2 separate regions of the Mus musculus genome follow, and region 1 is linked to region 2. Evidence: chromatin contacts called from ENCODE Hi-C or POLR2A ChIA-PET data. All regions are on one chromosome and are shown on one strand. The core of a region is the stretch at or near the end of the contact, and the rest is flanking DNA. Distances in the headings are between cores, read along the strand shown. Region 1 overlaps Zmiz1os1 (a long non-coding RNA gene). Region 2 holds the start of Rps24 (ribosomal protein S24).

What was found. A loop is a pair of places that touch in the nucleus more often than their neighbours do. ChIA-PET counts read pairs that join two places held with the same protein, here RNA polymerase II (POLR2A).
Region 1: a loop to region 2 is called in a map of heart, with 2.6 times the contacts of the local background. The contact joins the enhancer-like site here to the promoter of Rps24 in region 2. A Hi-C loop is called at or near these places in 1 of 37 maps with a recorded cell type or tissue (heart). POLR2A ChIA-PET finds 5 or more read pairs at or near these places in 1 of 5 experiments (Patski).

The regions. Positions count from the first base shown.
Region 1 is chr14:25,299,496-25,306,207 of GRCm38, reverse strand. The region is part of intron 2 of Zmiz1os1 (a long non-coding RNA gene); the gene reads left to right. LOC115486423 (a long non-coding RNA gene) reads left to right here. Exons shown (of 2, transcript XR_001781198.1): 2 at 1-2,587. Among named protein-coding and RNA genes, the nearest start is that of Gm41113, 76 kb to the left of the region's middle. Within about 2 kb of position 1,539, at least 2 of the 3 ENCODE cell types and tissues checked have a DNase peak (open chromatin) inside an H3K27ac peak, as active enhancers do; they include heart, where a contact is called at or near this core.
Region 2 is chr14:24,487,040-24,493,914 of GRCm38, reverse strand. Rps24 (ribosomal protein S24) reads right to left here and starts at 3,237. Exons shown (of 6, transcript NM_011297.3): 1 at 3,157-3,237; 2 at 2,100-2,165; 3 at 1,799-2,008; 4 at 422-532. The coding sequence starts at 3,159. Polr3a (polymerase (RNA) III (DNA directed) polypeptide A) reads left to right here and starts at 6,857. Exons shown (of 31, transcript NM_001081247.2): 1 at 6,857-6,875.

The sequences.
Region 1 (6,712 bases), core at 290-2,789, 810 kb before region 2:
CCCTGGAGGCTGAGATTTGCAACTCTAGGCTAGATTTGTAAACTGTCAAATCTCAAGGCATTTGAACTCTGCTCTGAGGGGGCAGTGTGAAGTTATAAGCCGTGATGGTCATGATCACAGCTGCCTGTGCTTTAAGAGGTAGGGGATTGAGCAGGAAGGGAACACAGAGATGGTAAGAGACACTGGAAGGGGATAGGATAATGTTAAAATGGATGATGGTGATGTTTGCTGACCCTGATGGTACCGATGAGGTGATGATAAAGGCAATGGCAGTAGTTGAGGGAGTGTGCTGGTGAAGATGGTGATGGTGGTGGTGTTGACAGCAATGGCAATGACAAAGTGATGATGTTGACCGTGATATTTGTGTGTTTGTGGTGATGGTATCGACGGTGTTGATGATGATTATGGTGATGGTAGTAGTCTTGGTGGTGGTAATGGTGATGGGTCATGGTGGTAATGTTTGTAATATTGGTGGCGATGTTTATGGTCTTGGTGGTGACAATGATGATAGTGGCTTTTTTTTTTTAAGTTGGCAGTGATGCTGATGATTATGGTGATGATAGTGGTGGTTGTGGTGCTGCTGTTGATGGTGGTGACAGCGATGGTGAAGGCTGTGGTTGTGGTAATGTTGGCAGTAGTGAATCCTGACCAGGAGAGAATCTAGAAGGTGCAGAAGAGCTGATGTAATGGTATTTGATGACAGGAGCCATTTGCATTAGGGGAGGTGTGAGGTGATGGCTTTGGATGTTCTTATAGCCTATCGGATATCTAGGTGGTGTCCAGTGGACAGTGAGTACTGGGATCTGGAATTTAGCCAGACAAAGATGAGAGCGGTAGAGAATACACCTGCTTTGGGCATGAGATGCCCGAGAGAGGGCACAGAGGGACAGAACCAGAGCCAGGGTCTCTGTGGCTTCCTGATGTTCAGAAGGGTTTCCGAGTCTCCAGGCTTCCTAGGCTCTGCCCAGGGGCTGGAATCCAGGCTTCTCTGCTTGCCTCTCACCAGTGTCACACTCAGTGTTTTTATTCCTCGCCAGGTTCTCAGGAGGATGACATTTGAAAAGGGAGCTCTGTGCTAAAAAAAAAAAAAATCTCTTTCTAACCCAGGTGAAGGAATTGCCATCCTGTGGGGTTAAGAGAAGGGCCTGGGTGACCCCTTGTGACAGCTGGTCCAGGCTGGAATCAATCTGGAGCTCTGCAAAGGGATCGTGGTGTGTGGAGCAGCCTGCGAATAGGGATCTCTTTATAAGGAGGCTCCCTTCTCCCTTAACAAGCCCAGCGAGTCTGCAGTGGGTCTGGTGGAGGGGGTTGCAGCAGAGACGGTGGCAGGGCTTGAGGAGGTGCCTGATTACAAGTCCTCTAAAACCTGGGCTATGGCTCCAGCCAGATGTCGTCCCAGTGAGCACGTGGCCCTGCTGTGGCCCCAGTTTGGCTGCCGATGACTGCCTGGCCTTTCCTGCCCTCTCCTGCCACAGGCCCTCACACCAGGCCGGAATGTCCTCAGGAAGCGGCATCTCGCTCTGCAGAGGGAGCTTTGCTTCTGGACTCCTGGCTGCAGCTCCAGCCAGGATGTTTTGCAATGAGCCTGGGGAAGCGTCCATTCCGGGAAGATCAGGGAGTGGACGGTGCTTGCCAGCAGGGGTCTGGGTGAGAGGGCAGCCACTGCCTGCTGGGCTGGGGTGGGACAGCCCATTCCTCAGGCCCTGTGGGACCTTGGCCTCTAAGCTGTTTATCTGTCTGTCTGCCTGTCCATCTGGATTAGAGGGGCTGGCTTGCTCACTTCAGTTCCCCAAAGGGCTCCCAACTGCAGGGCAGCTTGAGCCTTCTTTCGCTTTATTTCATCTTGGAATGTTTTTGAATATGACTCAAAAGCGATTACAAATTGAAAAGGTACGCCTGCTTCCAGCCACACTGCCCCTGCCCAGGATCCTGGGCCCCAGGAGTAAACTCCCTCAAGTCCCTTTTGTAGTTTGTTGTCTAGTGTTCTGTTTGCAAACAGAAGTGGCTGCTCCTACCCCAGAGGAATCATGCTATGTGCGATGCTTAGGGCTTTGTTCTCCAAAGGGCCACATGACTGTCTGCACAGGACTCCAGCAGGGGTCATCAAGCGCCATGTGGATCCCTCACATAGGACTGTCTGTATTTGCTTTGGAGGAACATGCTGGAGGTGCAAGGCTCTCTACTTTCTTAAGAGCCAGTCCCTTCTCTGGTCTAACCTGTTCCTCCTACTTTCTCATGTAGCCACATTGACAGGAGAAGACCCCGAGGAAGCATGCCCAAGGGAAAACTGTAAATGACAAAGCCGAGGACTTCAATTCAGGTGGACTGGGATTCGACTCTTTCCTCTTTGTCTGTTGTACTGTTGGGAACTTTAGACCTATGGAGTCTTCTATTTTTAGGAGCCAGACCTTCGAAAATTGGAGAGGGCCAGCCAGTATGTCAAGATCTCACGGCTGCCCTTCCCTCTTGTCCTGACACCTGAGCTCTCCTGTGTGTGAAGGATTTCCGCATGCCCAGAAGACAGCTTCAAGCTTCCAGAGCCAGGCACACTTATAGAAGAAAGGAATAAAACCATTTTACAGATGTGTATGCCGAGGCAGCTGAAAGCAATTGCTGACTTGGGTCATGGTTTAAGTCAGGGTGGGTTCTGGGCCCCTGGCCCTCACATGTCCCTACCCAGCATCCTCTTTACCTGCTCTTCCCCCATAGTGTCACTTTGTGCTTTGTCCCTGAAGGCTTTTACCTGTCTTCTCCACTTTTCTCAGCCTTGTTTACCTGACGGTTCCTTTCCTTGGTCTTCACTGGCTAAGGTCAGCCTCTGGTGTGTATGTATGTGTGTGTGTGTGTGCACATGTGTGTGTGCATGTGTGTATGTATGTAAGTGGGTGTGTATGTGTGAGTGTGTGTGTACATGTGTGAGTGTGTTATATGTGCGAGTGTATGTGTATGTGTGGGTATGTATATGTGAGTGTGTGTATGCATTCTGTGAGTGTATATGTAAGTGTGAGTATGTGTAAATGATTATGTGTGTATATATGGGTGGGTATGTATATGTGTGAGTATGTATACGTATGTGACTTTATATGTGTGTGTATGTGTGAATGAGTGTGTGTATGTGTGTGTGTTAACTGAAGCATGATCTTGGTGGTATATTATCCATGTTCCTTCAGAGTTATGTGTCTAGAATTCCACATGCCCTGTTAGGCTATCAATTCTTTTGAGGAAAAAAGTTGATAAATGGCCTTCGGTGACCCTCAAACTCTTGTGTTCCAAGGGACGATGAAACGCACAATCTAACCTGTTCTTCTGAGCCACCTTTGATGAGCAGAAGATCTTGGAACTCTCTCTCTCTCTCTCTCTCTCTCTCTCTCTCTCTCACTCATTCTCTCTCTCTCTCTCTCTCTCTCTCTCATTTTCTCTCTCTCTCTAGGCTTAATTTGCCCTCCTTTAAAGTAAGGCTAAGACTCTTTTTTTTTTTTTTAACTTCCAAAAAGCTCTGAGGGTGAAATAAAGTGTTCACTGGATTTCATGGGGCATAGTTTCTAGTTCTGAACACTCTAAATTTTCAGGCAAATCAATTCTGTCTGTTTATGGCTGTGTACATGTCTACTTGTATACACGTGTAAATCGGAATTTATTTTGGAGACTAGGGTGGTATATTTGAGTATGTAGTACTTGAATATGTTAATTAGAATTTAGTTGTAATTCTGTCCTTCCTATACCCCTTTATGGGCAGAACATGATTGGTCTCCTTTGTTTCAAATCCAGCTGTGCTGGCACCCAGAGTTCCCCAAATACTCTCTTCTTTGGTGCAATCCCATCTACAAGGCTCTGCAGAACCCCCATGACAAGTACAGAGCAAATGCATCCATCAATAGCACGGAAGTCAACAAAGCAGTGTCTCTATGGGTTACCCTTGGGGACAGAAAAATGATCTGCCATAAAGCCATTCTGCTCAGCCACAGTGACAGTTCACATGTAGTGGCATGTCCACACTTGGGAAAAGGCAGACTCAGAATTGGCAGGTCTGGGTGGGGCTGGTGTCCTGTTTTTGTGACAAGCTCCTGGGGATGTCATTGCTGGTCCAGGGACCACACTTTGCATAGCAGGATTATAAAGAATCCTCTGTGAGAACAAATTCCTCCCCATGTTCGTCCCTGCTGCTGTATTTGGAGACAGGTGACCACCTACAGCTGTTTCTGAATTAGGCCATCAAATATACCAGCAGGAAGCGATCTGGTCTTTCGATGCTAGACAATAAGTCCTGGCAGGGAGAGAATAGGCAGACAGGTTAGAGACTGCAGTGGATGAGGTACAGTGACCATTGTTGGAGACAGGAAGGTCCTTCAGGTCTGTGCGACATTGGTGGAGTCTTTCTGAGGAGATGACAATCTCCCACACTCCTGTTACTTCCCCTTTCTCAGCAAATAAGCTTTGAGTTTGTTAGTGGTTTAATTTTTTATTTATTAATTTTTAAAGAGACACTTCCCCCCTTTTTTTTTCCTTGGGTCTGGAGTCATTAAACAGGGATTAGCTGGATAAATAGAGGAAGTGATTTTTAAACTGTTTGCAAACTTAATGCGGAGAGCCCAGCCTTGCAAATTATCACATCTAATCAGAGGCCCTCGCTTCGCTGCTCCAGTAATTGTAGTGGTATTCGTCAAGTCCTTGTTGTCTCCTCATTAGCCGTGAAAAGGAGACTCAAGACATACTTCATTAGAGTGTCCTGAAATGCACGACTAACTAATGCAGAGATGGGGTTGGAGGACAGGAGGGCAGGAGGTGTGTAAGATAGACAGAGTGTCACACCCACATCTGAAACTGTGAGCTCCTCCTCTCTCTGCTTCATATGTGCCTTCTCAGCTTACCTGAGGGGAAGCAGATGGTGAAGGCAGGGCCCAGGGACTCAACAACTCAGAGGCTGACATCCAGGGTGGCTCCCCTGAGCCATTCCTTCCCTTGTCTGGGCTCAGTTTCTCCTGGCAGGGCAGTGAAGGAGGGTGACTGATTGCTGTCTCCTTTCTGATGTCCATGCCCTGGTTCTGAGTTCTGAGACCTGGGAGGACCCAGGCTGCTTGATGTACACAAACATTGCCTTCTGCTTCAACCATTTGGAGGCCTTTCTTGAAAGTTTGAAGACTCCATGTTGCTGTTGCTATTCTCTGAAGGAAGGACAAGCTTTGTAGGAGCTCACTTGTAAGTGGAGCCTGCAGTAAAATAGTCACAACCCAGAGCTGGAGAGTGGGATAGGAAGGGGAGCAGGGGGAGGGAGAGGAGGCGACAATATGAATGAGGAGCTGGGACAGTGAAGGCAATCCTGATTTGAGAATGCATCAAAATACCATATCATATGCCACATACAGTGAAATGCTCAAGGCTTGTGGGCCAATCCCAAATAAAGAGAAAAGAATTCTTTAATTATTTCATTTTCCTTTCTCTCCTCCATCCCTCCACTCCTTTGTTCCCACGCTGCCGCTCCCTCCCGCTTACCATCTATGGTATGTCTAGTCTGGCAACCATTTAAATTTAAATTAGCTGAAATGAAACTAAACCAGATCTGGTAGCTCAGGCCAAAATCCCAGTTACTCAGGAGGCTGAGGCAGGAGGATTGCAAGTTCAAAGTCTTTGTGGACCGCAGAGTGAGTTTAAGTCCATCCCAGGAAACTTCACTAGACCTTGTTTCAAAAATACGAAGTGAATCCTGAGCTGGGCTTAGTTCAGTGGCAGAGCCCCTGCTCAGCATGGACAAGGACCCAAGTTCAAGCCTAGAATGGCAAACATGCACATTGACAAACTGAACCAACCAAAACATTCATTTCCCAGTCGACGGGCCACTTTTGGGTGGCTCAACAGCCAACCTCGTCTGCTGGATGGTAAATGGAGATGTGGGCAATTCCACTGCGCAGCTGGCACCTTGCAGTTTGCCTGGGTTGACAATCCATGTGGGAGTGACTGAGAGGGGAATCAGAGCTGAGACGGCTCCCTTCATAGTGCTTACACTCTGCTGAGAGGGAGACCGCAAGGCCATTGTAGTTGGATGTAGCTGCAGCCAAGCAGCAGGTGATAGGTACCCCTGCAGTTAACCAGCTAGTGAGCTTCTGAGCCAGCCTAGTGACTGGAGAGAGGCAGAAGAGCAACTTGGTGAGCAGGGACTGCAGCATCCTGTCTGTTTGCACCTGTGTTTGAGGGTAAGCCTAGTCCCCAGTGCACAGGCCCCACTTGTGAGCTTCAGATAAAGATGCCACCTTGGGGACTTGCCATTCTTCAAGCCAGAGAGACTTCAGAGGCACAGCCCTGGCCACAGCACACTGCTGGAGGCGTCAGTGTGCTGCCAGGCCTTAGTCTGTACGTTGCTCCCACCCACATCTGTGTCTTTTCTCTCACCAAAACCAGCTCTATGCACCTTGGCTGCCTTTAGTTTATTGCTATTTTTTTTTTTAAGCTTTATGACAAGGTCTCACTCTGTAGCTCAGGCTGGCTTCAAAGTCAAGACAATCTTCTTGCCTCAGCTTCAGGGTGTTGTGATGATAGTCAGGAGCCACCACGCCCAGCTATCCTGACTGCCTTTAGCTTTTGAGATCTGGGCTGTCTTCTGCTCTGGGCTCGGCACACGCTGTTTCTTTGTCTGGGACACCTTTTTCCTGCCTTGTACCCTCCCACTAGGGAAGTCTTCCTTGCCTTGTTTGACCTCCAGGGTCAGACAAGGCCTCCC
Region 2 (6,875 bases), core at 1,988-4,487:
CTGTGATCTTAGCTAACTGGAGAGGAAAGCACAAGCCACATTGATCCAACTGCTTCAAAAACCAGCCCATGTAAAAAAAAAAAAAAAGGCAGTCCCAGGGAGCATGACCTGCTCTCCCTCGAGGGGACTGTGTCAACTAACAAGAAAATTTCTACAACAATCAGGCCTTAAAAGCAGCCACTAGGATCGCTGGATCAATGTGGCCTTATGTTGGAGTGTGCTAGTCTACGAGCAGAAGAGGTGGGCCAATCTACTCTATGATACTACCACACTACAGAGCTTCTCAAAACGTTACCTTCTGCAATCCAGAAGAGGGGAAAGAAAAACACCAAAACAGATTATTTAGAAAAGAAAGCCCCTTCTCACAGAAAATATTAAGCTTAACAACTAATGACATTTCTGCAGCAGCCATGAACCATACCTTTTTGCCAGCACCAACATTGGCCTTCGCCGTGCCCCTGACCTTCTTCATTCTGTTCTTGCGTTCCTTTCGCTGTTTTCGGGAGGTCTTTTTCTTCTCATAAAGGCCATGCTATGAGAGAAGAGTGCATTTAATGGAATCCTTCCTCACCACTCTGATACCAGCTCAACCTTTTAAAGCTGCCACAACAGCCAGGCGTGGTGGCGTACGCCTTTAATCCCAGCACTTGGGAGGCAGAGGCAGACGGATTTCTGACTTCGAGGCCAGCCTGGTCTACAGAGTGAGTTCCAGGACAGCCAGGGCTACACAAAAAAAACCAAAAAACAAACAAACAAACAAAAAACAAACAAACAAACAAAAAACCCAAAAACCCTGCCACAACACTGCTCAGCATCTTGTCTTTCAATTTCTATTTCTCCAGTGAAGGAAGGAACACTTTTACTAAGAACCCTACCACCCCACCCCCACCTCGGATCCTAACCCACTCATCTGTTCTTGGCATTCTAGACAGAATCTTCACAAGGCTCTCAGCAAGATTCCCAAAGCACCACTTTTTTTTAAGATACCTAGCCAGGTGTGGTGGCACATGCCTCTAATCCCAGAGCTGGGAGACAGGCAGGATAATCCCTGTGATTTGAAGCCAGCTAGGGCAACACCCTATCTCAAAAAAAAAAAAAAAAAAACTTCAGGAAGTCCTCATGTCCAACTGTTATAGTAGAGAATTCATCATACCAAGGAGTAAATGGACTAAAGAACTCATGAAACTGGGTAAAGTAACTCCCAGTTTGTGGCTAGCCTGTGCTAAAGGCCATGCCTCAAATAAACAACCCAATGAAACAAACAAGAAAATAACTCAGGGTGGGCAACCCATGCCTGTAATCTCACCACGCTGGAGACAGAGGAGGTCAGCCTGGGCGACAGTGAGAAGTCACCTAAAAGAATGAAATAAGCCAGCCAGGTGCATCCTGACCATCAACCAAGCTTGTTACCCATTTTGGACTACATGAAGTTTGTACATTTTTAAAGGTACCATGTGTGCATTGTATATTGTATATGGTAACTTTCCCATTAAATGATACCAACTTTTCCTAGGCATGGACGGCAGCACGGCTCATACAAAACAGTGAGGTATGGCAGTGCACACCTGCAATTCCACTACTTAGAAATAGAAAGCCCAGTAAAGACTGCTAAGTTCCAGTTCAGAAGGCCAGAGAAACTGCATGGAGATGGGCTAGTGGGTAGGTAGAACACCACAAGTTTGGCCCAAACTGCTTATTGTATCCCAATATACACTGGAAAACAAAATCTAACTTGCCATCCTAACTCAGTCCAGGCTGGGATTACAGGCATGTATCCATTAAAGAATAAGATACCTACTCTTGCCAGTCTGTGTTTAGGCTCATTCTTCTTTGCATAATCTAAAGAATCATAGATCATGCCAAAGCCAGTGGTCTTGCCACCACCGAAGTGGGTTCTGAATCCAAATACAAAGATGACATCTGGTGTGGTTTTGTACATTTTGGCCAGCTTTTCCCGAATTTCTGTCTTTGGTACTGTTGCCTTCCCAGGATGAAGGACATCAATGACCTATAAAGAGGTGTAAGAGTCAGTACTCCTTACAAGTTAACTACATCTTCAAAAGCAGACACAAAGACCACATTTTGACTCTGATCCTTACCATCTGTTTCCTCTGAAGCAGACGGTTGGTCATGAACTTCCTGGTCCGGATGGTTACTGTGTCATTCTGCAGGTAACACACAAGTCAGTAAGATGTTAAAAATCTCGTCTTGCCTTTGCTCTGGCCTTTCAGCAATTACTAGCAATGCAGTCTAGAAAGAGGCAGGAATTGGGGACAAGCTATAAAGGAAAGAAAAGGCAAAAAAGCCCCAAAGCAGGCGACAGCGCCTCATAAACTACCATAAAACAACTCATTTTCTCTCACGTCATCCAAACTTCACTTTAGATTATGGCTATCATTTGAAGTACTACTGATTTTGTGATCTCACATATTGATTTGAGAATCCCTGATCACCTGACACTGGACACCACCAGGACTCTCTACATGCTGCAACCAATGCCTCTAGTGCTTGGAGAGAGAAGTCTCAGTGGTTCCCAGCATCTCTCAGTGGCTACCCAGACACAGGACTTCGCCAACTTCTTCCCTAATTAGAGTAAGTACCGCAGTAGCTGGCATTCAGCGAGCTTAAACAGACACGAAAATTAGCAGAGATCAACTCAAATCGGCAGCTTGCACATGGCTGCTTGCCTTCCGAGCTCGACTCGAGGAATCGGGATTAAGTCACCTCGATAGCACCATGCACGAGTCAAAGAACAGCCCGCGCGTGGCGGAAGGCTCAGTCCTCCGCCTCAGAGAAGTGGACAAGGCCACTTTTTGGCGGTCCCCGAGGCACCCAAGTTCTGCTCCACCGCTCAGTCCGCTGGCCCAAGAGCCGGAGGCGCCTTCGTCACCTTGGCCCGCCAGCGCCCGCCTCACTCGTGCCCCTGAAGCTCCACAGGGGTTTCCATAGCCGAGGCCCGGGAGCCCAAAGCCCGGCGTGTTCCGGACGGCGGTGCCGGACAGCCGCGACTCGGCGACCCCGGGCGACCGGCCTCCGTGAGGCAGGCCGGAGCAGAGTAAGTGGGCCCCGGATGGCTGCAGCTCTAGTGGGGTCCCCGAACAGGCAGGGATGGCGCGGATAAGCGACGGATAGTGCTGAGAGCCCGAGGAGACTCACCATGATGGCTACGGCGCCGGAGCTGGAGAGGAGGAAAAGAGGACCGCTCACTGCCGACCAATCATATCAACGCGCAAGGAAGGACCCCAGCGCGGGGGCGTGGCTAAGGCCTTGGGGTAGACTACAGCAATGCCTGACCGAAAGTACTTGAAGCCACGCCTCGCTAGCCCTTAGCCACGCCCCAGACCTGGGCTCTGGCTGGCCTGAATTGGATCCACTCAAATTGATGTATGGTTACACAATCGCGTGTATATTTCCCATTCCCTTCTTTTCCGTCCTGCATTTGTATTTTGTTGTTTTCTGAAACAGGAGTTCACTATATAGCCCTGGCTGCCCTGAAACTATCGCTGTAGATCACGCTGACCTCGAATTCAAGAGAACGGCCTGCTTCTGCCTCCCAGGCACGTTGGATTTGAGAAATGTGCGCTACTTCACCCAGTAAAGTTCGCTTTCAATGTCATTTGTTTAAATCGGCGGTTCTCAGCCAAAGGGTCACGACCCTTTTGCAAGGGTTGCCCAAAACCATCAGGAAACAGATATTTACATTACAAGTCAAAATCACAGCAAATTAATTACAATTAAGTAATTACAATTAAGTAGCAACGAGAATAATTTTATTTTTTAAGTATTTATTTATTTATTTTTGGGTTTTTTGAGACAGGGTTTCTCTGTGCTGTCCTGGAACTCACTCTGTAGACCAGGCTGGCCTTGAACTCAGAAATCCGCCTGCCTTTGCCTCCCAAGTGCTGGGATTAAAGGCGTGCGCCACCACTGCCCGGCAGGAATAATTTTATAGTCAAGAGTTAACACAATATGAGGAACTGTAGTAAGAGGCCGCAGCGTTAGCAAGGCTAAGAACCACTAGTTTAAATCTTAGAGGCAGGTAGTTGGTTTAAATTGTTTCCACTAAGCAGGGCCTAAGAGGTAGAGGAAGGCAGATCTCTGAGTTTGAGGCCTACAAAGAGTTTTGGGTCAATCAGGGTTGCACAGTGAGACGCTGACTCAAGAATAAAATAAAGTGCCGGGCGGGCGTGGTGGCACATGCCTTTAATCCCAGCACTCGGGAGGCAGAGGCAGGTGGATTTCTGAGTTTGAGGCCAGCCTGGCCTACAAAGTGAGTTCCAGGACAGCCAGGACTACACAGAGAAACCCTGTCTCGAGAAACCAAAAAAAAAAAAAGAATAAAATAAAGTAAAACTTGTCTCCAAAAAAGTTCATCTTGAAGGCATTTAAGAAAGCCATTGGGGTCGGGGTGGGGTGGGGGCTTTGATCAGGGCGTAAAGTAAATAAATTAATTAATGAGAAAAAAAAGGCCTTTCAGTCAGCATCCCTGCTTTACACCAGGGAAATAGCAGAAACCTTAACTACTCACCCCTATTGCATTGACGTGACACCACGAGTTGCTAGTGACTTTTTCATAAGGTTTTTCGTGTGTGAGGCTTTAGGTTCTTTAAAACCAGACCTTCGAAGCCCATGCAAGGTCTTGAAAAATCCATTGCATTGCCAAGAATGATCCTGAATTCCTGATCTTTCTGCCTTCACCTCCCAAGTGGGGCACCACACCTAGCAGTTTATTGGATTGGAAGGGAGGATTGTGGCTCTTTTGGCTTTGAGACTTTCTGAGAGTCTTTTAAAAACTTGTGAGTTTTTAAAAGACTGGTTTTTATCCAGCCAGCCTGGATGACATGGCTGGATCCTGGCTCCAGTTAAAATTTTAAAAGAACTGAGGATGTAGGTCCACTCAGTGGCGGAACACTGTCTAATATGCAAAGGCTCTGGGTACAATCTACATTGTTCAGTATGCAATGGCTCTGAGTTCAATGCCCAGCTCTGGATGGAGAAAAAAAAAAAAAAGAAAGAAACTATCTATTTGAACCAGCTGTGGTGGCATACACCTATGAATGACCACACCAATCTGTGAAGTTAAATAAGAGGATTAGCCAAGAACTTGAGGCTATCCTGGGCTACAAAGCAAGCACCAACATACCAACTAGGGTTACATAGAGAGAACCTATCTCAAAATATATTTTGGGTTTTTTTTTGTATGTGTGTGAATCTCTGATCTGACACAAAATAAGCTTTTAATATTGCCTGAACCAGAAGTTAATGCTTTGCATAAAGTGGAGCAAACATGAATTAACAGCATTATTCCAAGGGAAATACCCGAGTACAGGGCTTAGTGTGCAGAGGAGACCAACCTGCACTTCTGCCTGCACACACACAAACACACACAAGTATGTTAAGTCCCCAAAGCAGGCCCCCAAACGGCAGTGCTGACGGCACTATTTTAAAGTGATGGTCTGGACCCCACCAGACCTTGCTAGGAAACAGACTTAAAGCATTTCTCAGAAGCCCTTAACAGCTGGCTGAAGGCTCCTGGCTGTATCTGTCAGTCTCCTCCCTGCCCAACAGAGTTCTCATGCTAACCACCGGGATTTTCTGAGCTGGCCCCACTCCAGCCATATAAGTCCCTAAAACCTAGCAAGGCTTTGCTGCTGGGAGCTGTCTTCTACTGTTCTTAGTGGTGGCCTGGCAGTTGGTTTTGTTTTGTTTTGTTTTGTTTTGTTTTTGAGACAGGGTTTCTCTGTGTAGCCCTGGCTGTCCTGGAACTCACTCTGTAGACCAGGCTGGCCTCGAACTCAGAAATCCACCTGCCTCTGCCTCCCGAGTGCTGGAATTAAAGGCGTGCGCCACCACGCCCGGCTTCTGGCAGTTTTTAATAGACCGTTCTTTCTCTCCTTGGAGAGCTGAAGGGTTGGGTGGGTTTTTGTTGCATCTATTTACAAAACACACAATTCAAAACGAACCATACATATATATTACATATGCTGTGTAAGAATAAGCGTGTTTATATGTGTTTGTATATATGTTTGTACACAAGTATGTAAATAGATATGTAAATTTACTTATTTATACCAGGTGGGATGTAACTGAGCACTGAGAGTATGGAGACAGGATGGCAAATTCAGTACCCGTCGGGACTATATATGGAGAGCCTTTCTCAGGAAACAACAACAACAACAACAACACACACACACACACACACACACACACACACGCGCGCGCCGGTCCTTGTTTGATTTTTTTTTCTATTTGATGTAACTTTTTGACCTTGAGATTTAAAAAAAAAAAAACAAAACTGCGGGGCGTGGTGGCGCATGCCTTTAATCCCAGCACTCGGGAGGCAGAGGCAGGCAGATTTCTGAGTTTGAGGCCAGCCTGGTCTACAGAGCGAGTTCCAGGACAGCCAGGGCTGCACAGAGAAACCCTGCCTTGAAAAACAAAAAAACAAAAAAACAAAAAAACAAAAAACAAAAAACAAAAAACAAAAAAAAAAAACAAACAAAAAAAGCGGTCCATCCGTCTCTTCTGCTGTTTTTTTGTTTTTGTTTTTGTTTTTGAGACAGGGTTTCTCTGTGTAGCCCTGGCTGTCCTGGAACTCGCTCTGTAGACCAGGCTGGCCTCGAGCTCAGAAATCCGCCTGCCTCTGCCTCCCAAGTGCCGGGATTAAAGGCGTGCGCCACCACGCCCGGCCTCTTCTGCTGTTTTGAGAAACCCACCTGAAAAAGCCATTTTCCCCCACTGATCTGCGCGGCCTAGGTGCATTTTCGTGAAGGAGCCGCTAGATGGCGATCTAGAAGGAGGGCTCAAAGCAGCGTCTGCCAAGCCTCTCTTCATAAAGTCCGGCGGCGGAAGAGGAAGCGGCACGTGCGGCGCTC